6 separate regions of the Mus musculus genome follow, and all the other regions are linked to region 3. A link is a loop called in an ENCODE intact Hi-C map of the cell type or tissue named here. Cell type or tissue: left cerebral cortex. All regions are shown on one strand. Links, peaks and the distances in the headings refer to the core of each region. The heading gives the core; the rest is flanking DNA.

Region 1 (4,715 bases), core at 474-4,473, 190 kb after region 3:
AAAGGAGCAGGTGAATTTATTTCAATACTACATCTTGGTTCGTCCAATGAAACCACAGTTACCACTTAACTAGCAGTCAACACAAGCGAAGTATGAAAAGGACAGAGTTGACATTCTTTGTATTATTATTTGTATTTATTTGCTTATGTATATGTGTGCTAACACATGCCATACATGTAGAGGTCAGAGGACAAGTGATGAGAGCCAGTCTCTCCCTCTACCATGTGGGTCCTAGGGACTGAACCTGGGTTGTCCTCCTTGGCAGCAGGCACCCTTACCCACTGTGCCAGCTCACCTGCATTATCACCATCTGCACTGGCCATGCTGAAGGTGCTTAGAGGCCACACATGGTCAAAATGTCATCCCAGACAGGCTAATCTCCACCAGCACAGATAAACAACCCATGGAGCCAGATGTAGTACTGGGAGCACTGGGGGGCGAAGGGGAGGACGGTAAAGGCAGGAGGTTCAGGAGTTCTAAGCCAGATCCTGTCTATAAAGATGTAAGCAAAGGAATAAAGAAGGTGAGGGGAGAGACTGCTATGCTGGTGTTGTTTCTTGTCAAAGGAGGCACCAAATGTGGCTCTGCATTGCTTTGTCCAGCACAAAGAGGGACCCAAGGGTATTAGTGCCATAAACCCAGCCAAAGCAGCAGGGTTATGCCTACAATCAAAAGTGATGGAGTGCTGCTGTCCTTCTGAGACTCCGGGAACCAGCCAGCCATGAGTCTTGCAAAGTTTGCTATCAGGGACACTCTATGGGGAGATTTTTACTATGTGACTCCAGACCCCACCCTGTGGAGCTGTGGAGACCCAGGCCAATCCTCAGCTGCATACGAGTTAGGAAACAGGGCTCTTTTACTACAGTATCCTCAAGCCCGACTGAGCTATGTGTACTGTGGATTTCGAAAGGTTTGTGTGGAGCTTCTCCAGAGAATCCCTCCGTTTTGAAGATCAAGGACAGGGATGCTGCTCTCTCCACCTGCACTTTAAAGATGATGTGGTCCTGTCCTAATTCCTGACCACCCTCACGGGTGGTGTTCTCATGGACTACCTGGCAGCTGTGGGATAGAAGGTCCCTAGAGTGTCCTCCTGTGTGAGGGGTGACCTCCAAGGTCTATGTGTGGATGCTTTGGCCATCTGTGTAGAACTCACTTCTGGTAAGGACCCAGAAATAGCATGGCTATTGTTATCACAATGGATTTTAAGAACATTCCTTAGCAGCCAAGCCCAGCATACACAGTCACTGGTCACCACAAACTCATTGAGAGATGGTGTCTTAGTTAGGGTTTTACTACTGTGAACAGATATTATGAGCAAGGCAACTCTTTTTTTTTTAAAGATTTATTTATTATTATATGTAAATACACTGTAGCTGTCTTCAGACATTCCATAGTAGGGCATCAGATCTCATTGTGGATGGTTGTGAACTACCATGTGGTTGCTGGGATTTGAACTCAGTACCTTTGGAAGAGCAGTCAGTGCTCTTACCCGCTGAGCCATCTCACTAGCCCTGATCAAGGCAACTCTTATAAAAACAACATTTAATTGGGGCTGGCTTACAGGTTCTGAGGTTCAGTCCATTATCATCAAGGCAGGAACATGGCAGCATTCAGGCAGACATGGTACAGAAGGAGCTGAGAGTTCTACAACTTCATCTGAAGGCCACTAGGAGAAGGCCACTGACTTCCAGGCAGCTAGGACAAGGGTATTAAGGCCCACAACCACAGTGACACACCCACTCCAAAAAGGTCACACCTCCTAATAATGCCACTCCCTGGGCTGAGCATATATAAACCATCACAGATGGCCAAGAATGGTTGCTTCAATGCTTTTATGTGCACATACCACCTAGAGTGTTCCACAAAGTTCAGGGTTCAGAGCTTTCACACAACTTTGACCTCAAGGCTTATTTTTAGATTCTAGTGCTTGTGAGATCCATTCTCTACAACACCATGCTATTTCTATGACTATTTCAAATACAAGACTGTGTTATGCCGGGTGTGGTGGTACATGGCTTTAATCCCAGCACTCAGGAGGCAGAGTCAGCCGGATTTCTGAGTTCGAGGTCAGCCTGGTCTACAAAGTGAGTTCCAGGACTTCCAGGGCTACACAGAGAAACCCTGTCTCGAACCCCGAACCCCCCCTCCGCCCCCCAAAAAAGACGACTGTGTTCTGTTTCTCATGAGATTCTTCTGCATGGGGTGAGCATGCTTTCTACTGGAGCTGTGGACACTCTGGCACTCAGAAACAAGTCTGACCTAAGCTACTTATTTACTCCCCATCAATACAATCTTCTTAAGCTGGAAAAGGGAAGGGGAGAGAAAAGGTCTCTGACCTTAGCCTCAGCAGGCCAGGTGGAAGGGGTGACACAGAACAAGGCCCTTTCCTCTACCTTGAAAGCAATGCCACAGGCTCCCACAAGGTTGAGGATTCTGTCTCTGACCTCAGAGCTTGGAAATCCATTGTCTTCTCTGACTCCAATGTGCTCAACTCAGAGAGCATTTATGCAGCACCTGCTATCTTTAGTAAGCCCACCCCCTCCAGGGAGTCCAGAAGTAAAGACTTCCCTCTGCGAGGGCTGCTCTGTGTGTGTGTGTGTGTGTGTGTGTGTGTGTGTGTGTGGTTAGGGGGGTCTGCAGGGTATGCAACACCTGCACCTAACTCAAGTGAGATAGGATCTGGAAGGAGCCCTCAATGGATGGATAATTTGTAGGTAGATTTGTAGGTGGCTCTCTGCCTCCCTCTGCTGGCAGCGTTCCACTAGTGTGCCTCTGGCGAGCAAGAGATTCTCCAGATGGCATTTGTGTCCATCCCAAGATATTATTCATGATGCATACAAGGAAACTGAATGAAACAGTTCATTCAAGTTGGTTCACTAGATCCAGAGCCACATGACTCCCAGATCTACGAGAGAGGTCATCTTCCCCCAGAAAGAATGGAAGGGATCTCTCTAGCTATGCTGTCCACAAGCACTTCAAAATCAGAAATGGGTGCTCAGGGAGAAAGAGGGGTTTGGCAGGGCACTTTTCCAGGATCCCTGGACACAGCCAGTTTGGCACATGGCACCTTTTGCACACTGGGGTTCCTCCTGGATCTATCAAGGTCCTTGTTCTTTCCCTCCTGCCTGGACTCCTAGGGAGTCCACCCATACAATACGAATTACTACCCTTGTTTCAGATTCATGCCTTGCTGCTATGCTGGTGCTATCAGAAGCAGTTGCTGCCAGAAAACTCAATCTCTGCCCAAGGGCTTCATTAAGGTAGGCTCTACATTTGCTCCAGAAATACCACTTGCCTGGGATGCCCCAGGCTAACTCAAGCAGGCCAAACTGATCTGAAAAGCCCCTAGAACCTCCCTTACTTCCAAATATCTAGCAAATATCCCTTGGCAGACCTACAGACCCACAACCAAAGATCCCTTCCCTTTTGATACAGAGGCTCTACCCAGACTGTCCCAAAGAGCTCCTGCCCTGCTTTGACAAGTGCCTCTCAAGAGGCACATCTGGAGCTTCCTAGTGTTTGACACCTGCTCCAGGACAGAGGAGTAGCCTAATTCCCAATTGACCCTCTGTCCCAATTCCAGCCAGCAGTGCCTGGAGTACAGTTGTGCATCACCTTTGAATGTGCACTGGGAGACCTTCCTGCACTGTCTGTGCCCCTGGGTTAGTGTGATGTCAACATTCGCCTTGTGTTTTCTATTTCATCCCTACTCCCTGCTTATCACCTATAGGGTGGCTCTGTGATCTAAAAATGTCCTCTGAGACACAGAATAAGCCAAGCCTTATGCAGGACTCTGGAAACATGAAAGAGAAGCCATAGGCCAGGAAGCTGATAGTAGTGTAGTTAACAGGTATTGTACCTGGAAGGGAGGGGCCTACTGTGGATTCTGAGCCCCTGTTATCCATGACAATTCCAGAAGCCTTCAGGAAAGTCTTGGACAGGTTCTGATTACCATCTCTTTTCATGGGTGAAAAAATGCAGGTGTCTAACACCCTTGAATCTCTGGCTTCTAGAATCTTACAGTACAGTTGGACCACCCAACAAAATCCTCAAGCCATTTATCTGTTTTAGCAGCTGGGGGAGGGGTACCCAAAGGTGTGTCCGTTCCTGTGGGGAGGAAGGGCTGCAAGCCCCATTCTCAGCAGCCCAGGAGAGGGATAAAGTGCCAGGGCTTCTCTGGTTGGTACCTTCGGTCCACAGGTCAGCCCTCACTCATACCCACAGTGAGCACCCAGGGGCCTAAGATACATGGAAGGCAGGGCTGCCAAGGTGCATCTGCCTAGTATGGAGCTCCATCTGCAAACTAGCCTTGTACTATGGGCACATGAAAAAGTGAAACTGGCCTGAGGCTCCTTTCATGCTGCCTACCACTGCTCTCAGGGGTTTGGCCTGAAGCTTCAAGAAAGGATCTCCACTCACCTTGGCCACGTGGGAGCCAGCCTGGGTGGCACACTGGTATACACTATAGGGCCTGGAAACAAATGGCATACAACTCTCCTCAGCCCATCACCTCCTTATCCTTTAGGAAACCTCCCTCCCCCCATCAGTTCTTTCTACCCCTGTAGCCCTAACACACTTTTGTCTGGGACTACTCAGGGAGCCCTGTCTCCTGGGAGCTGACACTTTCTTCTCTTCAGGTTCTATGTCCATGCTGAGGGTTTGTCAGGGGCTGAGCATGGTGCCAAAAACAGAGCAGGCACAGACTATCAGGAACA
Region 2 (4,715 bases), core at 253-4,252, 400 kb before region 3:
GAAGAACACCCAGGTCTTAGCTGTTTGCAGCTTTGTTTATTTTGTGTCTGTGCAGATACACTTGGAGAGGCCAGAGATGGGCCCTGGGTATCTTCATTTATGGCTTGCCACCTTATTTAATTCTTAAACATGGCTCCTCACTGGACCTAGAGCTTGCTGCTTTGGCTGTCTGGCTCACCAGCAAGCCCCCAGGCTTCTGCCTCTCTCTGTCCTGCAGAAATGAGGTTATTCTTGGACCCAGCTTTTACATAGGTGGCGGGATCCAAACCCAGATCGTCAAGCTTGTGCAGCAAGCCCTGCATCTGCTGAGCCATATTTACAACCTCTTATCCAGGCTGTACCAATACTTTAAATTTCTATTTTAACTCACTAGCAACAGAGGTCAGTGGTGATGCTGGGTGAGTTCATGAACTTTCTCAGTTACCCATGTGTGGTAGAGGACTGTAGGTACACCGATAAACAAAAGACCATTGCAGCACCCTGCTGGGCTTCATGCCTGGCTCTTTGGCCACTGTGGTTCCCAATCCACTGCAGGAAACAGTCCATCTAACTTCTGAGATGGCCCTTCCTGGTGGGTTGGGCTGCCACCCGATTCTACAGCAGAGGCTTCTAAAGGGCAGGAAAGTTGGGTGCTGTGTCCAAGGTCAATAAAAAGTGACTAGAGCCTTGACAGCAGGTTCTAACATCCTTTGTCCCTCCAGGGATACACCAGTGTCCTGTTCCAGCATGGTCCCTAAACACACGGTGTCCCTGAGGTGTGGTTTCCCATGAGTACCTACCAGACACCAGCTACACATGCTTGCACACATGCTTGCTTCACATCTGTCCCCTCCCAGACCACCCAATCAGCTGGAGCAAGACAGACAGACAGACAGACAGACAGACAGACAGACAAGAGTTCCCAGGAGAGAGCCTGCCTTGCAGGGATCCATGCCCTGTACTGCAGCCAGCCACCAACACCGCACCCCAGGAATCCTTCCCGGAGGCCTGGCTGCTGCTCGCCAGCCAGAGACTGGAGAAGTCAAGGGTTTCAGCTCCTGCTGGGGGGAAGGCCAAGGCAGCTACAGCTGGGCTTCCCAGAGGCCAGGAGCTGGTTCCAGGTCAAGTCTACACCAGGCCAGCCAGCTTTGGGGGTGAAGTGGAGGAGGAGAACTCTTGCAGATGCCAGTCCTGAGCACCAGTGAGCAAACAGAAGCACGTGGCACTTCATACAGATTAGATGGAGCACTGGATCCTGGGGCTAAGGACCCTAGGTATCCAAGAGAGTGCCCTCTGCACTTCTGAAGGGCCATTTGGTATCGGGACTAGCCTTTCTCTGAGAACCTGCATGTTCTGGAGTATTAGTTAGCCGGGAAAGTGTGTGAGGCTTGCCACACTTAGATCTAGGGAGAGAGGGGTCCTTCACATGAGCCCCACCATCCAAATGCAACCAGGATGGATTCTCAAGCCAGAGTACTGCTGAGCTGCCGGCCATTCCACATAGCCAATCTGCAGCCCGGTCCCTAGGGCCTGGGGGGGGGGGGTTAACGTAGATATGGTGTCTAGACTTTTAAACAGGAGGGATGAGAGTCGAGCTGGGAGGAGCAGCACAAAGAGGGACCTATACTACTAACTAGAGAAAAGAGGGTAAAAAGAGAGATGAGCAGAAGTGCTGGCCGCCCCTGCCTGGATGCTCAGTGCTGCTCAGTCTGGGAACAGCAGTATCTCAGCAGCCTCTGTGATCAGCCAGCAGCAGAGCTCCAGGCCCAGCACAGAAGTGCCCCCTGCTGGCCACAACTCCTATAGGGCCCTGCATTGCACAGGTCATAGGAGTACAGGCCCCAGTACTGAGTATACGTGCACACAATTCACCAGCCCCTGGACACTAGGATCTCCTTAATGGGCAAGGTCCTTCCTTGACAGTACAAAGTAGACTGTGATTTTTGTTTCAGTCTATATCTAGATGAAGGGGACTCAAAAAAAAAACCAACCAAACAAACAAACAAACAAAAACAATGAGAGAGAGAGACAGAGAGACAGAGACAGAGAGACAGAGACAGATAGCCAAGACAGCATCTCCATGGGAGAATCCCCATGATATGATGCATTAGTGTAGTCAGCCCATCTTTAATGCTAGGATACTATGTCCAATTGGCACCACTCAAACAGCACCCTGGGAAACTGGCTGAAGGGAAAGTGCCAGTCAGCTGTGTGTGCAGGCTGTTGCCCTGGTGGATGAAGAGCTAGGCTATGTCTCACTGTGGAGGCTGGATCCCCAGCTTTCAATTCTGCTTACAGTGAGGTCTATGACTGGAGAGAGGAGACAGAACGTGAGGAAATCAGGTGGAAAGGGGCGCCAGTGTGGAGTGCACCCATGAGACCAAATGCAAAAGGGCTCAGCACTGTATGAACCGTAACCACTGCTAGCCGGCTAGGGCTAGGATGTGCTGCTCTTAGACCACGAGAGTCACTCCAACCACCACCTCCACCCCCAGCAGCTTCCAGCAGTGAGGGCATTTGGAGTCTGTTTCTCATCTCAGTTTGCTGGTAAGAGGACAGCTGCAGGGGCAGATCCTGCCTGGATACAGGGTAAGGAAGAAGGCCTCAAGCCCATCCCAGCTGGGTTCTGGAGCTTTCCAGCATCTACCTGGTTCACCCTCTGTAAGGCCAATCCTACCCAGAGGCAAAAAACAGAGCCTTCACTCCCAGAGCAAACCCTGGCCTCCCTTGCGAAACAGTTTCCAGGACTGCGGCCAAATCCTGGGCACCCCAGGGTCCTTTGCTGTAGGTGGGAGGCAATGTCCCCTGCTGGTACAGGACAAAGGACAATAGGGGCAGAAAGGTCACATCACAGTCATAAACAGACAGCCTTGACCACCTCTGCCTCTCCAACCACACACACTCCCTCCCTGGGGAGGTAGTGTGTCCACCTCTGCTCCCCTGAGGTGCCCTCAGGCCTCCCGACAGAACTTTTTGGGGCATCATCTAAACTGTCAGCAAAACAAGATGAAAATTTATTAATTGCTTTTGGCTAGGAGTCCACAGGCCAGCTCCAGCCAAAAATAACTCAAAGGAAGTGTGCCAGGCCACCTGCGGCCCCAGGGGCTCCAACTGGGCTCAGTCTGAACAAGGAGCAGGCAGGGTCTTGACCTGACCCTGACGTTGGCTGGTCAGGACGGCAGGAGACTGGTGAATACTCAAGGGAGGGACAGGGCAGAGCAGTGGCACTGTGGCTTAGCCCACTTCTGGCCAGAAGTACCCAGCTATCCAAAAAACGTAATGTCATTCTTGAGCAAGAAAAGCAGCCGTGGCTACGTAGTGGCCACAGAGCTGGCGGCACCCTGGGGAGGGTGTTAGCCACAAGGAGGTGGGTGCCCGCCGGGCAGGACAGGTACAGGTATCAGCTAAGACTCTGCAGGCTTAGTCGTATAGATGAGGAGACAGAGGTTGTAGAGGGCAAGTCGCACTGGGAGGGTTCGATCCCGGGTTACCCCAGGAACAAACAGGAGCTGCTCTTAGGAGCCTAGGTATAGAAATGGATGGGGCAGTGGAGGGGACAAAGCAGCTTCCCCTGTTCCCTCTTCCTGCCCCTATGTAAGATGTTCCTAACACCTATGAGTGGGTTGGAGTCCTATAAATGTGTCAGGAATGGAGGGGACATACAGGAAAACAGGGGTCTCCCAGAACATGGCTCCCAAGGACGTCTGCCTTTCAAGGATGAGCAGTCACCCGGCCCGGGACACCGGCCTCTGCACAGGTGCCCAGCTGTAGTCTGTGTGCTGATCCCTTTTCTTGCCCCATCTGTTACCCCGCCCCTTTTTCCCCATAGCTGGTGATCCTCCAGCACTGTGAGTTGACCTTGAAGAACCTTACAGGAGGCTAGAAAGAAGATGAGGAGTAGCCAGGGGTCCCAGGGCTGTCCCAGGCACTTGGTAGCATATGGGTGGATGACCTGGCACTGCTCATCACTGCCACAAGGATGGTCTCAGCTTCCTACCCTGGGCTGCCTTTCCCCTCCTCATCCCTGTCTTTCCCCTCTCAGATGATTGCTGGCCTATCTAAGAAAGGCAGCCAGGCAGTAGCACCATCCAACTGTCCTGAGAGCCACCTCTGCCTGCCTCTGAAGACAGCAACACTATGTCTCCCCCTTCCCTCAGGATACATAGGTGATGCAGCGAGGGTTACTGGGCTCTGGAGCATACCACACGCACCTCACAGTGCTTAAAACCCTTTATCCCAAGTGAGAAGAAAGTCAACAGCCCCAGTTTATCTGATAGAAAGCCCAGGATTTTTCTATCTATAGCCTAGTGGCAACCCTGCCCAGAACCTGTGTCCACTTAATAAGTGGAAAAGGTCACAGCAGTGTTGAGTGTCCACCTGCTTCCAGCTACTCTCTTCCATAACAACAGAAAGCCATGTCTGCCCCAAGGAGGCACTGGTCTTGCGCCTGTGAGCCCCTTGCACTCTCCCTGTAAGTGTTCCCATGTCTGACCTGGCTCATAGGCAGTTTTACTCCAGCTCTTGAGAACACTCCTTCCCACCCCTTCACCCCTGCTGCTACCGTAGTACAAACACCACACGGATAAATGCATACACATGTATAATTATCCTCATGCATACATAAATACAGATGTACATAGACAAACATTCATATCCACGTGTGTATCCATACACTGTCTCTCTATAAGCCTCTGGAGGAAAACTCCAACCAGCACCACTCCTGGATTCTCTCACAT
Region 3 (4,715 bases), core at 233-4,232:
TCAAAGTGCTGAGGTGTGGCAAGGAACAGACTTCTCAGTTTCTCCTGAAATCATTAGGAAGTTGGCTCTGTCTCCCAGATACACAACAGTCACAGGGGCCTTACCCAGGATGAAATCTGAAATCAACTCATTGGAAGAATATAAGAAGTGTCTCTGAAGCACACACACACACACACACACACACACACACACACTGAGAGAAAGGAAGGAAGGAAGGAAGGAAGGAAGGAAGGAAGGAAGGAAGGAAGGAAGGAAGGAAGGCAGGCTATTCTTGGGAGTCCAGCTAGAGCCAGGACAGCGTCCATCTAGCAAGCCTCCCCTGTCCCCCAGCAGCCTCTTAGTCTCTAAGTGCACACAGTGAGAAGAAAGACATGACCATGGCCTGGAACACCTGCTCAAGCCCCACTCCCACCTGAGAAGATCCCACCAAGCACGTAAGAGAGGTATTTTTTTCAACATCACCTGTGGCTTCCATCTGCAGGCCTGAGACACACCCAGTCCAAGGTCTGAGCTTGGAAGCCAGTTGCTACCCTCAGTCCTCCCTCCCCAGGGCCATCACCTCCTCAGGACTGGCAGGAGTCAGAGGAGGCATCGTGGCTCGAACCACAGAGAGCAGGCCCAGCCCTGCAGTGAGTGTGAAAAGATGCATGGCCTCAGCTCAGCTCTGTGCTTCTAGCCTAGCAGCTCCTTGTGCTGCTGCTGCTGCCGCCACTGCTGCCACTGCTGCCACTGCCGCTGCCTCTGCCAGTGCCGGTGCCAGTGCTGCTGCTGCTGCCACTGCTGCCACTGCCGCAGCTGCTACCTCTGCTGAAGCTGCTACCTCTGCTGCTGCTCCAACTTTCTGACATGCAGAATTGCTCTGGAAGCAGAATCCTGCCTTCCACTATCCACACCAAAATCATTGTCCACACCCCTCTGTCCAGGAGATTGCAGTTTTGTTTGGATCAATGTGAATAGAGGAGCTAATTTGTGCAATTAACCTCATGACTGCCTCTGGCACTCGTTCTCGCTCTCTGCTTCCTGACTGTAGGGTCTGTGTGGTCAGCTGCCTCCTAGCCCTACTGCCATGCCTGCTGCCTCATGACGGTACTGTATTCCCTTGAACTATAAGCCAAATATTTCTTCCTTCTTTAAGTTGCTTTGGTCAGGGATCGGGACTGTTCATCTCAATTTGCAATTTGATAAGATCTAAAATCACCCATGAGGTGAACCTCTGGGTGTACGGGAGGGCTTATCTTGATTAGGTTAATTGAGATGGAAAGACCAACTCCTTCTGTGTGGCACCATTCTCTGGCCTAGCTCGGATCCTGGAGTATAGAAGGGGTTATCTGAGGACCAGCATTCATCACTCTCTAATCCTTGACCTGCCATGTGGGCCAGTTGCTTCAAGCCTACTGCTGTTACTTCCCTGTCATGCTAAACTGCAACCTCAAACTGCAGCCCAAACACTTTCTGCTTAACCTGCTTCTGTCTTGGTATTTTATCACAGCTACAGAAAAGGAAATTAAGACAGATCACTAAGACAAAAAGTGACTGGTAACAAGTCGTGAGGCTAAGATAAGAGCCCGCTCCTTAGTGAACCAGGTTTGATTTCTAGCATCCACATGACGACTCAAAACCATCTGTAACTCCAGTTTCAAGGCTTTGGGCCACGCATAACAGTTCACCCCTCAAAATCTAGTTGTTAGAAGTTAGGGGCAGGAGGATCAGAAGTTCAACTTATCTTCAACTACATAGCAAGTTTGAAGCCTAGGCTATATGAGACATCGTATCAAAAAACAGGAAGGAGGAAGGGAGAGAGGGAGGTGGGAAGGCAGACAGGCAGGCAATATAAGGGTTCAAGAACTTGGGACTATTAACAAGTGTGGCTGGGCTGGCCCACCAGTAAAAGAAGAGTGCTCAATGGTGTGTCCCCAGGCCCACAATTCACCCCATCACCTGGGAGCCCTCATCAGTTTCAGGACTTAAAAGACAAATCTGTACTTGTGCGGGACACAACACAGCAAGTAGTCAGAGTGTATTATTTGTCTTCCAGCACTGTCCTGAAGCAGAGGACAGCCAACCTTCTAAAAGCTGCTGTGTGCCTCAGATCCACAGACAACCCCACAGGCGGGGCTAGTTAGAAACATCTGGAATCCATGAACTCCCTGGAGCTCCCTCCTGACTCATCCCCAAAGCGTCCTTGTAAAAGAGGAAACAACTGGTCACCTCCTTGCCTCCTAAATTCTGGTTCGTCAGAGCTGGCCTTTCCTCTTTGCGTGGAAGCTTTAGTATCACTAAGAACAGGGAGAGCAAGGCTGCCCCCACCAAAAACGAGGAGTTTCGTAAGAAGGCGCAGGACTTCATGGGTCGTTTGAAAAGTCCTGTGAGCTTGGTAACACTCGAAATAAGTCTCTGAGTTCTGCTTGGAAAGGCAGGATCTAGGATCAAGCAGTACAGAGTCCCATGAGCCTCTAACCGACTGGGCTATGAGAAGCGCCGGCGAGGAGCGAAGGAGCCACTAGAGGGCGCGGCACTCGGAGGACAGTGAAAGTCCCTCGCGGGCTGCCGTAGTCAGTACTATAAAGGACGTGGCGTGGAGATGCTCGGCCTCTCGGCAGCCATGGCGGCTCTATGTTTGTATCGCCATTGTTACCGTTGGGACGCCGCGGATGACCCTATATACCCTTGGCCGGCTACCGGGAAGACTGCGTCTCCTGACGATCGTAACGAAGATGTACCGTGCTTTCCTTCTGAGAGTTTAGTCGCCCTAATATGTGCAGCAGGCTAACCGCGTGGTAAGGGGAAGGGCGTTCACGATGTGCCCGAGGGCCGGGTGGACTGCCCCCAGAAGTCCCGAGAAGGAAAGCCGAGGCTCCTGTCTGGACTAGTACAACGCAGAAGCCCCTGGTTGGGGCTCCAGACCGGTCTCCCTTTCGTAGGGCTAAGGAGCACCAGGGAAAGACTCTGTCTATATTTGCTGCATGCTGAATACCAACTTGAGATAACTCAGATGTGAGACAGTACTCTGTCTAGTGTAATGCCGCTGAGTTGGAGAGAAAGAAAAAGGGGTTTTATTTGTAAAAAGCCTAGCCGGGCGTGGTGGCGCACGCCTTTAATCCCAGCACTCGGGAGGCAGAGACAGGCGGATTTCTGAGTTCGAGGCCAGCCTGGTCTACAAAGTGAGTTCCAGGACAGCCAAGGCTATACAGAGAAACCCTGTCTCGAAAAACCAAACCAAAAAAAAAAAAAAAAAAAAAAGCCTTAGCAAGGACAAGCCATGTGGACCCATTGGAATAGGAATAAAATACAAGTCTAGTGCAGTCCCCCAAAGTGATCCTGATAGGGTGTGTGCAGAATGCTTTCTTCCTTTCCTTTCCCTAGGAAGCTTGCCTGCCAGAAAGAAAGCGCCTGTTGGGCTATTAGGTGAGTTGGGCTATTAGGTGAGTTGGGCTATTAGGTGAGTTGACTCAAAGTTACTAAGATTCGCATTAACAGTCACGGTGTGGCACCCAGCACTTGCTTCATCGACACCCTGCTCCTAGAGGCGTTGCAGGTGTGGCTGCTGTGTCACATGTGCGTCAGTAGGTGGCAGAGAGAAAAGAGGCTATGTCTACGCTCAGTGTTCTGCCCTGTGAACGTCTGAATGATTTGTAGCCTGACAACACTCCTGAAAGCTGGAGGTGGGATTGTCCCTCCTAGTTTTTGACTGGCTTAGGTCATTTGATGGCTCTGCATAAACCAAATAGAGGGGCTGGTGTGTAAAGAGGAAGTTTACAGAGAAATTGATCTGTTGGAAATCATGAAACCAGGTCCTGGGACACAGCGTTGTGGCACATGTTTCTCTTATCCACCAGCTTGGGTCAAGAGACTGTCTCAAAAACAACAGTGGGTGGAAGCAAGGATGTATCTGTCTTAGTCAGGGGTTTTATTGCTATGAAACACCATTACCAAAGAGCAAGTTGGGGAGGAAAGGGGTTATTCCGCACACACTTACACTGCTGCTTGTTGCCAAAGGAAGTCAAGGCGGAGACCATGAAAGGGTGCTGAGTGCTCCGCCTGTACCTGCATGCCATAGGAGGCCATCAGAGCCTGTTCTAGATGGTGGGGAGCTGGGAATTGAACTCAGCCGTCAGTGCTCTTAACCACCGAGCCAGACTCCAACCCCAACCAAGAGGTTGGGTTTCTCTATGGCCTGGGATTAAAGGTGTGTTCCACCACCAGCCCAGAGATGGCACCATTCACAATGGGCTAGGCCTTCCCCACTGTTCACTAATTGAGAAAATGCCTAACAGTTGGATCTCATGGGGGCATTTCCTAATGACTAACTTGTATCAAGTTGGCACAAAACCAGCCATTACAACCTCAAAGCCTCTCTTTGGGGAGATGAGTGGAGCTTATTACCTAATGCTCCAGCTACCTTGATGTGAGATGGCTTTTCAAACTGGGTATCTACTGGTTGCTAGCTGGTACGGGCTGGAGTGGAGCTCAGTGGTGCTCACTTGGCTGCACACAGGCCTGAGTCTCCATCCCTAGCACCATGGGCAAGTGAAACTGATAAGGGGAAAAGACGAAGTGCCTGATGGTAGGTCCATGCAGCACCGAGATTTCAGAATGAGGAAGCATGGTGGAGCATACAGCTAACAGTGACAGGGGGTGTCATAAAGCATAAGGGTAAAGGGACTACTGCTTCGGGCCTCCAGAGGTCTGGGGGTGCGACACTTGTGGAAGGTCTA
Region 4 (4,715 bases), core at 234-4,233, 54 kb after region 3:
AAGCCACCCCTATCCCAGGGATAGCATTCAAAGGCAGTGACAGCTCTCTCCTGCCTCTGGCCCATCTCTACCAGCTCAGCTGGTCCCTTATCAACCACAGAGAGCTAGGCCTGCTGACCAGGACTCCTGGGGAAGGAGAAACCTGAGTCCTGCTAGGGTCAGAGGCAACCCCTGAGGCTCTGGGCGGGGCCTGGGCAGAGTGAGCAACCAAGCCAGTCCTCCCCCTGAGCAGGAGTGAGGGCTTTCTGGTATCTCTCACTGTCGGAAAAGGAATGCTGTGGATGGAGCAGAATCCAGTGCAGCAGGAAACTCGCCATCCTATGTGCCCGTTTGGCAAAGGCTTGGCAAGCCCCAGGGCACTATGGATTTCACAGTACACAAATGTCAGCTACCTCTAGGTGAACACAGGCAAGGCCCTTGTGGGGTGTGAATAATCTGAGCAGCAAGGGGATCTACAGCTCACAGGGCACCACTCGTGGACCAGAGCATGTGTACAAACACCTCCCACCTGCAAGGGCAGTGGCCCTCATGTGCTTACCCCTGGGGAACCTCCCCCCCCCCCCCACCGCCTTTGGAGCCCATCTCCAGCCCTCTTCTGGCTGTGTTAAGAGGCAGGAAGGCTGTTGAGGAATGTCCCCAGATCTAAAGTCTGTGATAGTGCTGAAGTGCTGGGTCAGACATGTGCAAGGGGACGGACAGCTGTCTCACTGTCCTACACAGAGTCGGGGGCAGGTGGCTGACGGGGCTCCACTCAGGGCTCTTCTCAGGGCTTCTTAAAGAGGCAGCTCCACCTACCCACCCCACGCCCCATACAACCCTACAGAACCCCCTATCAGAAAGGAAGGGGCCAGGGAACATGTGTAAATGAGCCCAAGCTAATCCCTTACTTTGAGACTCAGTTTTCTTAAAGACATCACTAGGGTATCAAGGCTGGTAGCCATCAGTAGTTCTGGTAGAGTAAACAGTGGTGATATTAAATAGTTTCTGAGCTCTAGCTGCTGGCCAAGCCCCTCTTCAAGCAAGATCCTTCCCACTTCTCACTCTGTCTATTCAGCCCTGCGCTGCAGTCCTAGGCCAGGAGCCTCTTTGCTGAACCTCATATTTGTTGAAGCAAAGCAGGAAGGCAGGGGGCTTTGAGATGAGTAATTGAGACTTAATGTGGGGGCAAGAAGACCATAGGGAAATACCTGGGCAGGGGTATATGTGGCAATCTGTCTGAGCTGAGTTAACCCCGAGGGGGGAGGGCACCTTCAGCGGGTAAGAATTACCCTGCCAAGCAAAAACCAAGTGATCCTGAGGAATAGTACCCAGAAAGATAAGTCAGCATGTGGCATGGGCGGGAGGGCGTCAGAAGTCTACCATCCTTGTGTGCCTGGCGCCTGGAGGGTTTCCCTCCAGATATCGTTGCCCCCACAAATCTTCCCAGAGATAAGCTGTCTAGAAAGGGGACTGTGTTTTAAAGCAAGAGAAACAATTTTTGAAAAGTCATGTTTTGCCCAAGGGCAGAAGAGGCCAAAGCAGCCCTGGGCTGGAAGTTCATTTCCTTTGGTGCTCAGCTACTGGGTGAGCCACGCATTAGGCTGTGATGTGGCCTGCAGGTTTACAAGTAATCTTGAACCATTAAGTATCACCATGGGCCCTAGCAGCCAGCCATCCTCCCTTCCCACCTACGACTCAACAGCCCCCTACCGGGAGGGAGTGTGCGGTGCTGTGGCGGCAGAGGGGGGATCTGGACACCATAGTGAGAGGGCCCTGGGTCCCTTTGCTACAGTAGTGTCTAGACATCAGCGCCCACAGATTGGTGTGGAGACCAGACAGGTTCGGTGATCAGATTCGGTGGGGGCGTCCTCTCCATGGCCCGGACCCTGCTCCCTCCCAGGCTCCATGGCGGTAGGGGAGAGTGTGGCAACCCCCACCCCTGACCCAGGACGACCGACCGGACTGAGCTACGCTATGGGGTGCTGTGACCAGGTGGGGGTCGTATAGCCAAGATGGGTAAGGGGAGAGGCGCTCCGGCCGCCGGCAGGGGTCGCCATTTCTCAGGACCGCTGGGCTCATTTTCCCGGCGGCTGCAGGACCTAGGCTGGGGCGTGGGGTCCAAGCGCGGCTCAGCCATGGCTCTCGCGCGCTCACCTCTCCGGTCCCTGCGATCGCCCGGAGTTGCCTGAGTGGCCGCCCCCGATCTCGGCACCCGACAGTCCGGGTCACCCCTGCCCCGCCCGGGCTGCCTCCATACCCTCGCCCCTGGTGCCCGGGCTATCTCCGCACTCACCGCGCGGTCCGGGGCGCGCACGCGCCGCCACCGCCGCTGCCGCCGCGCTGTGGGGGACCCGAGCCCCGCCCCGCCCCGCCCTCGGCCCCGCCCCACCTGATAGCTGCGTCGGAGCCCTACCCCAGCCCCACGGGCTCCCCGATGTGCTCGTCCCCATTTCGCGGATGGCAAAACTGAGTCTGTGCAGCGGCAGTTTCCCTAGTATTATAGCGAGTAAGTCAGACCTAGGTGATCTAGATGCAACCCAGCCTCTAAGTGCCGCCTTGCGAGCCTCCTTTGTACATCCTGACTGATCCCAGGCCTGCAGAGGGATCACGTGACTGATGGGGGGTTGTAGGATTAAACAAGTTCTAGGAGTCAGGAAGCCATGAATGGCTCCCACAAGGATTTAGCTAACTCTCGAGCCTCCTGACTGATGACTTGCTCCTGAATGGTATTAGAAGACTACAACAAGATGCCTGACGAAGCCGGGCATGGTGGCGCACGCCTTTAATCCTAGCACTCGGGAGGCAGAGGCAGGTGGATTTTTGAGTTTGAGGCCAGCCTGGTCTACAAAATGAGTTCCAGGACAGCCAGGGCTATACAGAGAAACCCTGTCTCGAAACACCCCACCCCCACCCCCCCAGTCAGACTGGTCCTCGAGCCATGCAAAAGGTGGGCATCATGACACACCCAGCCACAATACTAGACTGAGATCACTGGGCTGAGTACAGATGAGATCTAGGTGTGAGCGCAAGCCTCCTTGGCAGACATGGGCTCTCTGCTGACACCCTTGGCCACTTTCCCTGGCGTCATATGAGCTGACAACCCTCCACTTCTGGATTGGTCATCTTTTCTCTCTCCCAGTCTCCACTTCTGCTGCTTCTGTAATTGTCCCAGCTCTTTGGGTGCCTAAGCCTTGTTAATTTCTCCAACCCTAGCCGTGCCTTGGTTTACACGTTCCTGTGCATGCTCCCTGCAAGGCAGGACTCCTGGCTGCTGCCCAGAAGGTTTACTGGGGACTCACCTGTGGTCCGGCCGCTAGTCATCCCCTGGGTACTGGTGGTGGCTGTTCTTGTGGGCAGGTGGAACAGCCAGCGTCTTGCTGCTGCCGGGGGCTGCGGGTCAGATGTGGAACATGAACTGGGGCCTTGCTTTCCTCTCTCATGTCCAGACCCCCCCCCCATACCCCATCACGTCCCAGTTTGATTTGGCCTTCAGGATCTGCTTGCAGAAACAGCCCCTGACAACAGAAACTACAGGGTACCCTAACTAGTTATACTCTTGATTCCCCCACCTTCCCACCATCTGTCAAATGTGACCGCTGCCTGCATCTCTGAGTTCCGTAAAGATAGGTAGGAACCCTGCTGAATAGAACCAATGCCCCCTCCCCTCATGAAGCTGAGCACTGTGTAAAGAGCCTGTACACTAACAGGAGAGACCTCACAGCTCTGGGCTCTGGTCCACCTTGTTTATGCATAGACACTGAAGGGAAGGGTTCCTGAGCAATGGCTACCACCCTGCCCTAGAGAGCCTCCTGGCAATTGGACCTGTGGCCATTGTTGTAACTGGGGCTCCAGGGGCTCCTGGCAGGGCATCTATCACTTAAGAGCTGTGTCCAGCCGGGCATGGTGGTGCACACCTTTAATCCCAGCACTTGGGAGGCAGAGGCAGGCGAATTTCTGAGTTCGAGGCCAGCCTAGTCTACAGAGTGAGTTCCAGGACAACCAGGGCTATACAGAGAAACCCTGTCTCAAAAAAAAAAAAAAAAAAAAAAAAAAAAGAGCTGTGTCTGAGAACACCCTGCACAGCCGATTGCCCTTATCCCATTTTGGTTCCTGGAGCTGTGGTCACTTGAACCTTTGGCCAGCCATTCCCGTCTGTTGGGCAGATGGCAACTCAGGTAGCTTTTTACTGGTCCCCCTCTGCCGTTGCTTAGGCAGTCTAGAGAAGGTATACTTCCCAGAGATGCTACTGACATGGGGGTGGGGGTGGGGGGCTCAAGAAGCTCCCCTGTGGTTTGAGGCCAGAGAACAGGGAGAATAGGGAGAAGTGTCACAAAGACGAGATAGACCCCACTGCACCCCATGAAGTTGTCCCTAAGCATAAAGCCCACAAGAGACAGGCTCACCCTAGCTCCATGTTCTATGCCCCTCGATGTGCATGGCTCATCCAGGTTACAAATGTGACTTCAGGGGTCCCACTCTAGGGACTGGTTCCTGGCCGGCACCTCCATTCCTCAGAAATATTCACTCACTACTAATGAGGAGACCCCAGCTCTGTCTTAGCAGAATGGAGGCCATAGCCCTGACCAGAGGGTCCTGCTGGGCTGAGCTCTGATGTCTATGCAGGAGATCCTCCAAAGAGGAAAAGAATGGGGCCAGGAGGTGGGTTGGGTGTCAAGCCTCTCTCAGCTTCTCTTTCAGGGGTTGGTTATGTGCTGCTGGGCATCCAGGGGTGAGGT
Region 5 (4,715 bases), core at 306-4,305, 380 kb before region 3:
CAGGCTCTCTGGAGAACTTCTGCTATCCCCAAAGTCCACAGATCAGAGCTTCTATACCAAGGAGAATGAATGTCTACTCCTCTGGGCCTCAAGCCCTGAGAAGCTAAGGATTCCCTGGAGACTCAGTGACTCCAGGGCTGGGTTCCATGGACAGGTCCGGCTGAAGGTCTAGTGCAGGAGGGAGGCAGGGCTCAGCACTTGACACATCATCTTCAGCCAGGCCACCAAATGTGCCTAATGGCCAAGGACTCATCTAATAAGCCACTGATGCCGGTGTCACAGGACAGTGGGAAGAGAACAGTGCAGAGAAAGGTGAGGGGACAGCAAGGCATGTCCCTGGAGCCATGTGCCAGTGAAACAGCTCTCCTTGTCCCAACCATGCAGGCTTACTCTCTGTGCTCTGGTACCCGAGAAGGGGCCAAGTCTGTGTAGGGTGGGTCTGGTCTCTGCCCAGCTCTCCAAAGGCTCCAGGCTGCCAGGGGCAAGTTGGGAAGAATACCTGAGGTTAATCCCTACTAATAAGGAACCTGCCATCCTGACAAGGAGGTTCTCAGTGCAGACTAGCAGCGATACACACACACACACACACACACACACAGCACATCATATCAGACAAACAGACACACACACACACAGCACATCATACCAGACAAACAGACACACACACACACACACAGCACATCATACCAGACAAACACACAGCCACACACACACACACACACACACACACACCACATCATACTAGACAAACAGACACACACACACAGAGCACATCATACTAGACAAACAGACACACACACACACACAGCACATCATACCAGACAAACACACACACACACACATACACACAGCACATCATACCAGACAAACACACAGCCACACACACACACAGAGCACATCATACCAGACAAACAGACACACATACACAACTTTCTAGCACTGAGCGGTAGGGACCTTCCAGCAGCCCTCTGGCCACTCCCAAGGTTGCTCTTCTGCCCAGGATGCTGCATCCTGGGAGTGCTGTAGATTCTCAAGTGAGCAGCCATCTCTCCTGCTCCTGGTGGCAGTAGCTGGCCTCAGGACACTGTTGTACTCTTCCTCTGCTCTGACGACAGGTCATGGAGCAGAACTGAAGCCCTAACTTCCACAAACTTGAACCTGAAAAGCGTGAAACCTAAAGTGACTTAAGCCTGGGTGAGGCCTCTTAGCCAAGTGAGGAGCGGTGTGTTCAGGGGAGGCCGCTCTTAGGTCTGGGGAGGGTCACCAGCACAGACTCTGCACCGCAGGCTGACAGGAGTGAGTTCATCCCATCCATAGCCCAGGCCTTCGGTGCTAGTGGGGCAGGAGCTCCAGGCTCAAGAGTCCGGAGAACAGGGAGGCACAGGAAGACTCAAGGAGTGCTCCTTGCAGGTGCTCCTCTCCCAGGCCATTTAACAGAGCTGACACTCAGTCTTCTCCAGAATTCACAGACCCCAACGGCAGTAGGCAATGAGGACAGGCCACTCTGCCTCACCTCACAGTTCCCCCTCGAAAGTCTCCGCCAGCTTCTCCTCATCTGCCTGCTGTCTCTGCTGCTGGATCCGAGCATAAGAAATGGCATCGCCCCTGGAGAGAGAAAAGCAGGTGTTCTATGGGCCTAGCCCTCCCACCTCCCACTCCCAGGTTGCACCCCAGGCATGACCTGTAGACTGTGCTCCCCAGAGGCCCTGGTCAAGGGGGCAGAGCACTGTTACTCTGAGACAGATACACGTTGCCTGGCACTGACTGAGCTGAAGGGAAGGGGTTGCAACTGGCTGCAATGTCTGGTGCATACCTCACTGTGTATAAACTAGGCAAGAGGGACCACCTAGGCTGTCCCCTCATTTCTTGCCTCTGTTCCTGAGGGCACAGATAAAGTCACCTGTGGCCACTGCATAACTAGACAAAGGGTCCCACTCAGGCCTTTCCCACTTCAGATGGGGCAGCAGGGGCAGCAGAGGAGGCTCCACCCCGGGACTAGGTTGTAGACGCACTTTTTGCCCAGGGCAGACAGTCCATACAGCACCCCCGTGGCAAAGGCGATGGCATTGCCCAGCAGTGTAGTCAGGGTGAGGCTCATGACGATGGGGACGATGGCCATCCTAGGAGAAAACAGACATCCCTAAAATCGCATCCTTTCTGGGGTCAGAGTCCAAAGCTGTATCAGATCTTTGTGGCAAGATCTATGACCCACTCATGGTTAAACAGCAAAGAGCTGGGTAAATACCCCTACTAGGCCTAGAGGGTCTGGGGTACAGTCCAGCTGTACAGCCCTGTGACCAAGTGAGCTTGTCAAGGCTCCACTTCATCGTATAATGAGGTCCTGACATCTAGGTGAGGGCAGATGGCCATTTATCCTACACCCACATCCCAAACACTGTATGAACGCTTTCATCAGTTCAGTAACCCTGGGCCAGCTGTTCCTCAGCAAGTCCTCCCAGCTCCAACCCCAGGAACACTGGACCCAGTGCAACTATGGGGCTTCAGTAGCAGCCTGGCGCCACCTAGTGGTGGGTTCATACAGCCCTAAGAACCTCTGCAGCTCAATCTTGAGGGATGGTATGTTTCCAACATGAGGTGAATTGTGGATTCGCTGACCCAGGAAGATGATGGAGCTTGCAGCTCAGCCCTTAGTCCAGTCACTTCTGGGGAGGAGGCTCACTGGGCACGAGGATGATACTCAGAGCCAACTGCACTCCTTGGACTTCAGGTGCAGATGTCTGTGTAGCCAGAAGTGCTTCAAAGTGCAGCATGTCCTTGACTTGGATGGTTGCGACTGCGGTACTCGGCAGATATTGAGCTTTGCGGCCACCTTATGAGATGCCAGGCCAGGCCCCTGTGGCCAGCATCAGGGCTTTAAGCATGGTGAAGTTTAGTGACAGCCGTGTTTGGTAGGTGAGGTGTGCTACCGTGTTTTCAACAGGATATTTATTTTATCAAAATGGAAGCTAAGTTGAGGATCCTCTATAATAAAATAATAGAAATCACGAGGCAAACCATTAGCATTAAAGGCAAATGACAGGCTGGAAAAATCTGAATGGGAAACGAAACAAAGGAATCTGAGGTCTTTAATACTGAAAACACACAGCCTGCAAAGTCACACATTAAAGCTCTCAAGAGAGTGGACCAGAAGCTAGAAACCCTTCGAAAAAGAAAATGAATTGAACCCATAGGAGGGTATTTTACTTCTTAGACATATGAAAGTAGCACCAGGCACTGGATGGGGAGGAGAGAGACACCCAGAATGCCTCTTGGGGAAGTAACTGAGTCGCGTATGTTAAGATCTTTTGAGCGATCATAACCTAGTCTGGTAATTCCACACCTGGAAACGTCTCCTAAGGATGGCATCATGGTTAGCTTGGCCGACAGATGTTCACCAGACTCGACTGACACCAGCTAACAAATTAAGACAAAGCCAGTAAGTATGTACAGCTGAATAAATGTGCTTAACAATAAAAGGAATGGCATCATTTTTATGACAATACTGAAGATGTTGAAACCACAGCAAGTCAAAAAGAGCAGGTACAAACTTATGTGTAATAGTTATAAGCATGTCAGAGAGGAGCTTCAGACATGTCTGCACTTAGACCGGAGGAACGCATGCCAATAGATGAACAGGTAGTGAGGACCGGAATGACCGTTTTTACTTTACAAATGACTTTTGGTAAACATACACTATTGTCAGCATCATGACAACACATCTTAAAAATCCAAAGAAAGCCAGGTATGGTGGTGCACATCTTTAATCCCAGCACTGAGGAGGCAGAGACAGATGAATCTCTGTGAGTTCAAGGCCAGCCAGGTCTACATAATAAGACCATCTCAAATACAGAGGGAAAGGCAAAGACAAGGAAGGGGTGAGGAGATGGCTTAGCTGGTGCCTGCTGCACATGCACGAGAGCCTGTTTGGAGCCCCATACAAACCCAGGTGCTTTGGGGCTGCTGAGGTGGAAACAGGTGGATTCCTACAGCTCACTGGCTTTGGCAGTCTCGCCAGATATGTGAGCTCCAGGCTCAGTGAGAGAGCCTGTCTCTAAAAGCAAGTAGAAAATGACTGAGGAAAATACCTGATGTCTACATTAGTCTTTTCCACTCTCATGCACACCCACCTGTATGTACGCATGCATGTACACGTGCATGTGTACACACACTTGCACACACATACAACCATGCTACACTGATTAGAATTTTCTAACTCTATGATCCCCTGATTTTAGACACAGCAGAAGACTGTCAGCAGGCGCACATACTGTGTGCTCTCCCTGCAGAAGCCTCTGAGTCCCACCAATCCTGAGGGAGGGGAACCTGATCTTAATGACAATATTGGTAATTACAGTGAGTACTGCTGTCTAGCCAGGCTCTCATGGGAAAGCCCTTCCTCGGAGGCCCCCAGGTATTACATTTATCTCAGAAGTGCTGCAGTCCGACACGCTGCACTTGCCAGAACCAGAGAAGTGTGGATTTAGAGGGAAATGGTGTTTCTGTTCGGCAGTCTCACATCTGGCCACGCTCCTCGCAAGGCTTCACCATGCCTACACATACATTAGCAAATGCTGATGTACACATATCCACTACAACCTGCCTGGAAACTCCCAAGTGAAAGTAATCCAGCTGCTTCCCCATCCTTCCACTAGTAGGACACTTGTGTGGCCATAGCTGCCATCTGAGCTCGGGGAGGCAGGTACTGGGTCCCATTC
Region 6 (4,715 bases), core at 510-4,509, 260 kb before region 3:
AACCCCAGGTAGCTAGCACAGAAGTTCTAAGTCTAGTAGTGTCCTCTGCTCTGGTCACTTCTCCTTCAGGGGCTCAATTTAGCCACTTGGACTCCAGTTCGGGGCTGCCCTGAGATGGGGCTGGGGTGGTAAACAACCCCTGATCACAGGTAGTATGGGCTGTGGGACAGGTGCAGGCCCAAAGATGTCTCTGTAGTAACAGGTGTCAAAATCAGGGCTGAACACTGTTATAATGGAAATAAAGAGTCCAGATGGGGGCTTCCAGTTTCCCTACCATGCCTCTGGGGTGGAAGAAGAGCCCTTAGAGGTGGGGAAGCAGCCACTGAGCCACCACCCCTTCACATCTCTCATGTGGCTGGAGGATCTTCAAGTAGACACTAGCATCATCCCACAGCCAAGAAAACTGTGACCTGAAACCTGGCCAACCAAACCCACAGTGTGGCCGAGTCACCTAAGCCACTGTGCTCAGGGCAGGGAATACTACATTGATGGGAAGAGGGAGTAAGGGGGAGATGGGAGAGTGAGGCCTAGGCTGGCACTTCATCACACATGTCCACCACATACAGGCATACATATACACACCATTCACACCTGCACACATGCGTGAGAGACTCAGAGATGCAAAGACAGTGTTGGCAATAGAGACACCAAAAGACGCCGAGGGATTCCAACAGCTCCAAGTCCTTAGAGTGGCTGGGTAACCTCTCCCAGGAGTTGTCCATCACAAAGCAGCGCATGTGAGGAGCACAGTAACACCAAGAGGCCTGACACCCATGGAGGGAACAGTGGGACGGCCCCTCCTTATATAGCTTTGGGTTCCTGGCATCTAGTAAATCCGTGACATAAAATAAATGGATGAAGAATCCGCTAGTACTGCAAGCTATATGACTGCAGCACCTGTACCTTTGATGCCACCTATTTTTGCCATCCTACTTAGAGCTATCATGCCTGCATCTTAGAAGGACTGGCCTTGGGCTTGGAAAGGCTGAGGTGTCTTGCTCAGAAGCGAAGATCTTAGAAACCGGGAGCTCAGACCCCATTGCCCCTCAGTACCAGGCTCACGGCTGACATACAGAAACCATGGTTCTCGGGCAGGTATGTGCATTCAGCCTGTCACTCCTGACTACCATCAGCATGCCTCATCCATGGTTGTAGTCCTGGGTCTATAAGGAACATAGGCTGGTCACCAGGTGACCCAGCACCTACAATAGCCAAAAAGAACATAGCACTGGAATGTGTAGCTAGGGGCAAGTCACTGCCCCAGTGAGGGAGTTTTCCAGCAGTGATGCCAAAGCAGTGTTAACTGTTGGAAGAGCTTGTAAGTGCCCTGGAGAAAGCTTAGCCACCTAGTGAAAGACAGTGTTTTATTGTTTAGTCAATTCTGTCGTTCACATTTAAAAGCGAAACTTCTCCTTTAAAGGGCACCATTGTCTTTCCTCTGCTTGCGTGGCCAGGGCCAGAGCTCCCTGGAGATACTGCTTGGGGATTTAGTGTTCTAGAAATTCAGAGTCACAAGTGATGTAAGTTGTGTGTCACCTTTTTTCATGAACTTCTGAGTTGCTGGGTCACACCCAAAAAACTACCGGGCAGGCTCTTCTTTGGGCTTGCCTTTCCCTTCATTTCCTCATAAGTAGCTTTAACGCCATCTGCAAGTAGTTTCTTATTCCTAAGGGCTCATCACCATTGAGATTCATTGCTACCGCATGTAATCTAAGATCCACGCCATACTCAGGTCTCTAGTTGTGGCCCACGTCTTTTTATACCTGATTGCGTTTTGCTCTGTGTGGCGGGAGTGGCAATAGGATGCTGGGCATCCCCTGCAGGCGGGGTTCTGACCTTCAGTCCAGCAGTAGGGAAAGAGCTATAGTAGCCCAGGTCTGCCCGGCCCTGAGGGCTTCAAGCTCGGTGGGAGCCCAGCCCTCTCAGGTTACAGGCTCCATTTTCAGAGAAACGCCTCCAGATTGAGGAGTAGCCGGCCCGTCAGGCATGGCTAATTGAGCTCCGAGAGGAAAGCAGCTGCTAGCGGATTTACACTGTGGCTTCCGGGGCTGGCTGGCTGGTTTGCTAACCTGGAGTTTAGATTACGGCTAATCCTTGGGGGTGGCTTCCGGTGCTCCAGGCTGCGTCTGCGCATAAGATACTTCCGGCGGGGTCACGCCGCTCTACTGGTGGTACCTGCGTGTACGGAGCTTCCGGCGGGGCTCCACCGCGGGAGCTTCCTATTCTGGTCCCAGCCTTGGTTGGCAGCATGGCTTCTCTCCTGGCCAAGGATACCTATCTTCAGGACTTGGCCAAGAAGATCTGCGCGCAGCCTGGCCCTGAACGACAGAGGAGCACATGGGGTAAGGCATCCGGCTCGAGCAGCTTTTGGGAGCAGACGCCGTCAGTAAGGAGCCCGCTGTCCTAGGTCGGGGCCGGACCCCCCGCAAGGGATATGAGTTCGAGCGGGTGGGTACTCGCGGGGACAGCAAAAGCTTGAGCTCTGGGCCCTGAAGGAGTGGGAGGCAGTTAGGAAATTACCAGACTCGAACGGAAAGAAAATCGGGCTTGCTACTACAAGTGTGAAGAGTTTTCTTACTGGCGTGTGTGTTTTTCAGCCCTTGTCTGTGAATGTGTTTCTTGTGTTGAAAGAACGCACACTCCATTCTTGGCTGTTTAGTTTAAAGCGCTAACATTTCCTTATCTTTGGAAGTGGAAGCAAGTCTTAAATCATAAAATGTTAATTGCGTCTGGGCCTGGTTGGTAGGGAGGCTGAGGAGAAAGACCTCGAGGTCAAGACCCGCCTGCCTGTCAGGACTACAGGATGTGATCACCTCTGCATGAGCAACTTCAGGAAACTCTCCGAAAGTAAAAGGAGCGGGTGGAGATATGGCTCAGTGGTTAAGAGCACTTGCTACTTTTGCATAGGACCCAGATTTGGTTCCCAGCAGCTACATGGCAGCTGACACCAGCCCCTAATTCCAGTTCTAGGGACTCATTAACACTCTTCTGGCTCTCAGTGGCACCAGGGATGGTCTTGATGCACAGACATACTTACAAACAGCACTCATAAAAGTAAACGAGTCTGGGAGGCACAGGTGGGAGGTGGTCTGCAAGCCTTTTAACACCAGCACTTGGCAAACAAGCAAGAAAGATTACTGTGAATTCCAGATGGCCAGGACTGCATACTGAGACCCCTTTTATTTGTTTGCTTGTTTGGAGACAGGGTTTCTCAGTGTAGCCTTGGCTATCCTGGAACTTGCTCTGTAGACCAGGCTGGCCTTGAATTCAGATTCACCTGTTTCTGCCTCCCAGGTGTGCCACCACCGCCTGGCTTAAGATCATGTGTTAAAAACAAACAAACAAACGGAGCTGGAGAGAGGGTGCAATAGTTCTGTGTATCTACAGCTCTTAGGAGAGGACCAGATTGTTCCCATCAGCCACCCTCATTTATGGTGCACATGATTAAAATGTAATAAATTTACCAAAAGAAAAAGGAGGTTTGGAAGTATGATTTAGTGTTGGAGTACTTGCCTAATGTGTGTGAGAGCTGTTGTGTGGTATCATGTAGGAAGACACATGAGTACCTGCTCAGCCAGGACACACATGCTGCACGTGAGCACAATGAAGCATTTGGTCTGGAGCCCATTTAGAATGATGGTGGCCTGTAAACATGGGTTTAGGTTTCCCCAAGTCCCATTTTCCAAGGGAAAATATTCCTTGAAGTAGTTTCTTGAAGTTTGACAGAACGAAGAAAGTCAAAGCAGGTTTAAAATACATTAGAGTGTATACCAGGTCATATAGCAAAATGACAGCTTTCTTTAGGACTAGATGCTGATGGCAGTTCCTCCCGTCCCCCAAACAGGGCTTCTCTGTGTAGCTTGTAATGTCCTGGACCCTGTAGACCAGGCTGGCCTTGAATTTACAGAGATTAGTCTGCATCTGCCTCTGAAGTGGAGTGCTGGGATTAAAGGTGTGCCTGGTGCTGATAGCATTCTTAATTTTTAGGTTGGCCTGCTAAGTGAGTATATTCCAAAACGTTTATTATCTATTAGTCACATGGAGGAGTCAGTCTGCAGACAGCTTCTTTCCAGGAAATCTCTGGCAGAACCAAAGGCAGAATACTGCTGAAGTCCAGAGAGGCAAATGAATTGAGCCTTATGGGGTGACTCACAGGAGTGGAAATGATTCAAACACAGCTTTACCACCAAAGTCTACCCCAGCATGGGTGATGGATCACAAAAGCTGGAAACCTGAAGTGCACTGCACAACTTGCAGGCAGCTCAAAAGTTGGAGAGTATTTATTTCATGTACTTCTGTTTGATTAAGTGATGCTCTGCCTTCTTATCTATGCTTGGGGAAGAGGGGATCTAGTGAATCTGGTCAGTTTCAGGGACTTCTAAGCCTTGGTGTTTGGTTCCTGAGTTTAAGGAGCGCGCCTCCAAGGTGAAGGCTGGTATACTTGCTTCCTTCCTTTCTTTCTTTTTCCCCCTTTCTCCCTTTCCCCTTCCTCCCTCTGTCTTGTCTTTCCATGGTTTCTCTGTGTAGCCCTAGCTGTCCTGGAACTCATTTTGTAGACCAGACTGGCTTTAAACTCACTGAGATCCACCTGCCTTTGTCTCCTGAGTCCTGGGATTAAAGGCGTGCTCCACCACACCCTGCTGGCAGGTTTTATTTAGGAGGAAATTGTTGTCCATGAGCCTAGTGTTGAGGTTTGGGCAGTGAGGAGAAAGTGT

What was found. Hi-C counts contacts between places; a loop is a spot of excess contacts. Peaks named below come from ENCODE experiments on the same cell type or tissue, not always from the same donor. Only the 100,000 strongest peaks of a DNase experiment are listed, where the experiment ranks them.
Region 1: it touches region 3 in a loop (5-fold over the local background); 8 of 42 quality-filtered maps call a loop at or near these places.
Region 2: a loop joins it to region 3, with 4 times the contacts of the local background. A loop is called at or near these places in 28 of 42 quality-filtered maps.
Region 4: a loop joins it to region 3, with 8 times the contacts of the local background. A loop is called at or near these places in 10 of 42 quality-filtered maps.
Region 5: a loop joins it to region 3, with 2.3 times the contacts of the local background. A loop is called at or near these places in 3 of 42 quality-filtered maps.
Region 6: it touches region 3 in a loop (4-fold over the local background); 26 of 42 quality-filtered maps call a loop at or near these places.

Annotation. Positions count from the first base shown.
Region 1 is chr2:26,447,666-26,452,380 of GRCm38, reverse strand. The region is part of intron 1 of 0610009E02Rik (RIKEN cDNA 0610009E02 gene); the gene reads right to left. Among named protein-coding and RNA genes, the nearest start is that of 0610009E02Rik, 4.1 kb to the right of the region's middle. In left cerebral cortex, for the core only: a CTCF peak has its summit at 2,757 (motif pointing left); a DNase peak (open chromatin) is centred at 2,753.
Region 2 is chr2:27,040,706-27,045,420 of GRCm38, reverse strand. It overlaps Gm13398 (a long non-coding RNA gene), which reads right to left. Exons shown (of 3, transcript XR_374184.2): 3 at 4,563-4,715. Among named protein-coding and RNA genes, the nearest start is that of Gm13398, 6.4 kb to the right of the region's middle. In left cerebral cortex, for the core only: a CTCF peak has its summit at 1,769 (motif pointing left); a DNase peak (open chromatin) is centred at 1,746.
Region 3 is chr2:26,638,120-26,642,834 of GRCm38, reverse strand. It overlaps Snhg7 (small nucleolar RNA host gene 7), which reads left to right and starts at 2,591. Exons shown (of 4, transcript NR_024068.2): 1 at 2,591-2,777; 2 at 3,364-3,405. Snora17 (small nucleolar RNA, H/ACA box 17) reads left to right here and starts at 3,514; the gene lies at 3,514-3,645. It overlaps Snhg7os (a long non-coding RNA gene), which reads right to left and starts at 714. Exons shown (of 4, transcript XR_003953776.1): 1 at 1-714. In left cerebral cortex, for the core only: CTCF peaks have their summits at 2,501 (motif pointing right) and 3,553 (motif pointing right); DNase peaks (open chromatin) are centred at 2,531 and 3,564; H3K4me3 peaks cover 1,676 bases; H3K27ac peaks cover 954 bases.
Region 4 is chr2:26,584,239-26,588,953 of GRCm38, reverse strand. It overlaps Egfl7 (EGF-like domain 7), which reads right to left. Exons shown (of 10, transcript NM_198724.3): 2 at 3,279-3,369. Among named protein-coding and RNA genes, the nearest start is that of Egfl7, 2.7 kb to the right of the region's middle. In left cerebral cortex, for the core only: a CTCF peak has its summit at 1,994 (motif pointing right); DNase peaks (open chromatin) are centred at 2,062, 2,272 and 3,049; H3K4me3 peaks cover 3,575 bases; H3K27ac peaks cover 1,087 bases.
Region 5 is chr2:27,015,778-27,020,492 of GRCm38, reverse strand. Cacfd1 (calcium channel flower domain containing 1) reads right to left here. Exons shown (of 6, transcript NM_029862.4): 4 at 2,013-2,120; 5 at 1,514-1,605; 6 at 1-472. The coding sequence ends at 1,515. Among named protein-coding and RNA genes, the nearest start is that of Cacfd1, 8.2 kb to the right of the region's middle. In left cerebral cortex, for the core only: a CTCF peak has its summit at 2,526 (motif pointing left); a DNase peak (open chromatin) is centred at 2,513.
Region 6 is chr2:26,900,321-26,905,035 of GRCm38, reverse strand. Surf6 (surfeit gene 6) reads left to right here and starts at 2,149. Exons shown (of 5, transcript NM_009298.4): 1 at 2,149-2,342. The coding sequence starts at 2,249. In left cerebral cortex, for the core only: no CTCF peak of the experiment used is centred there; a DNase peak (open chromatin) is centred at 2,086; H3K4me3 peaks cover 2,204 bases; H3K27ac peaks cover 1,578 bases.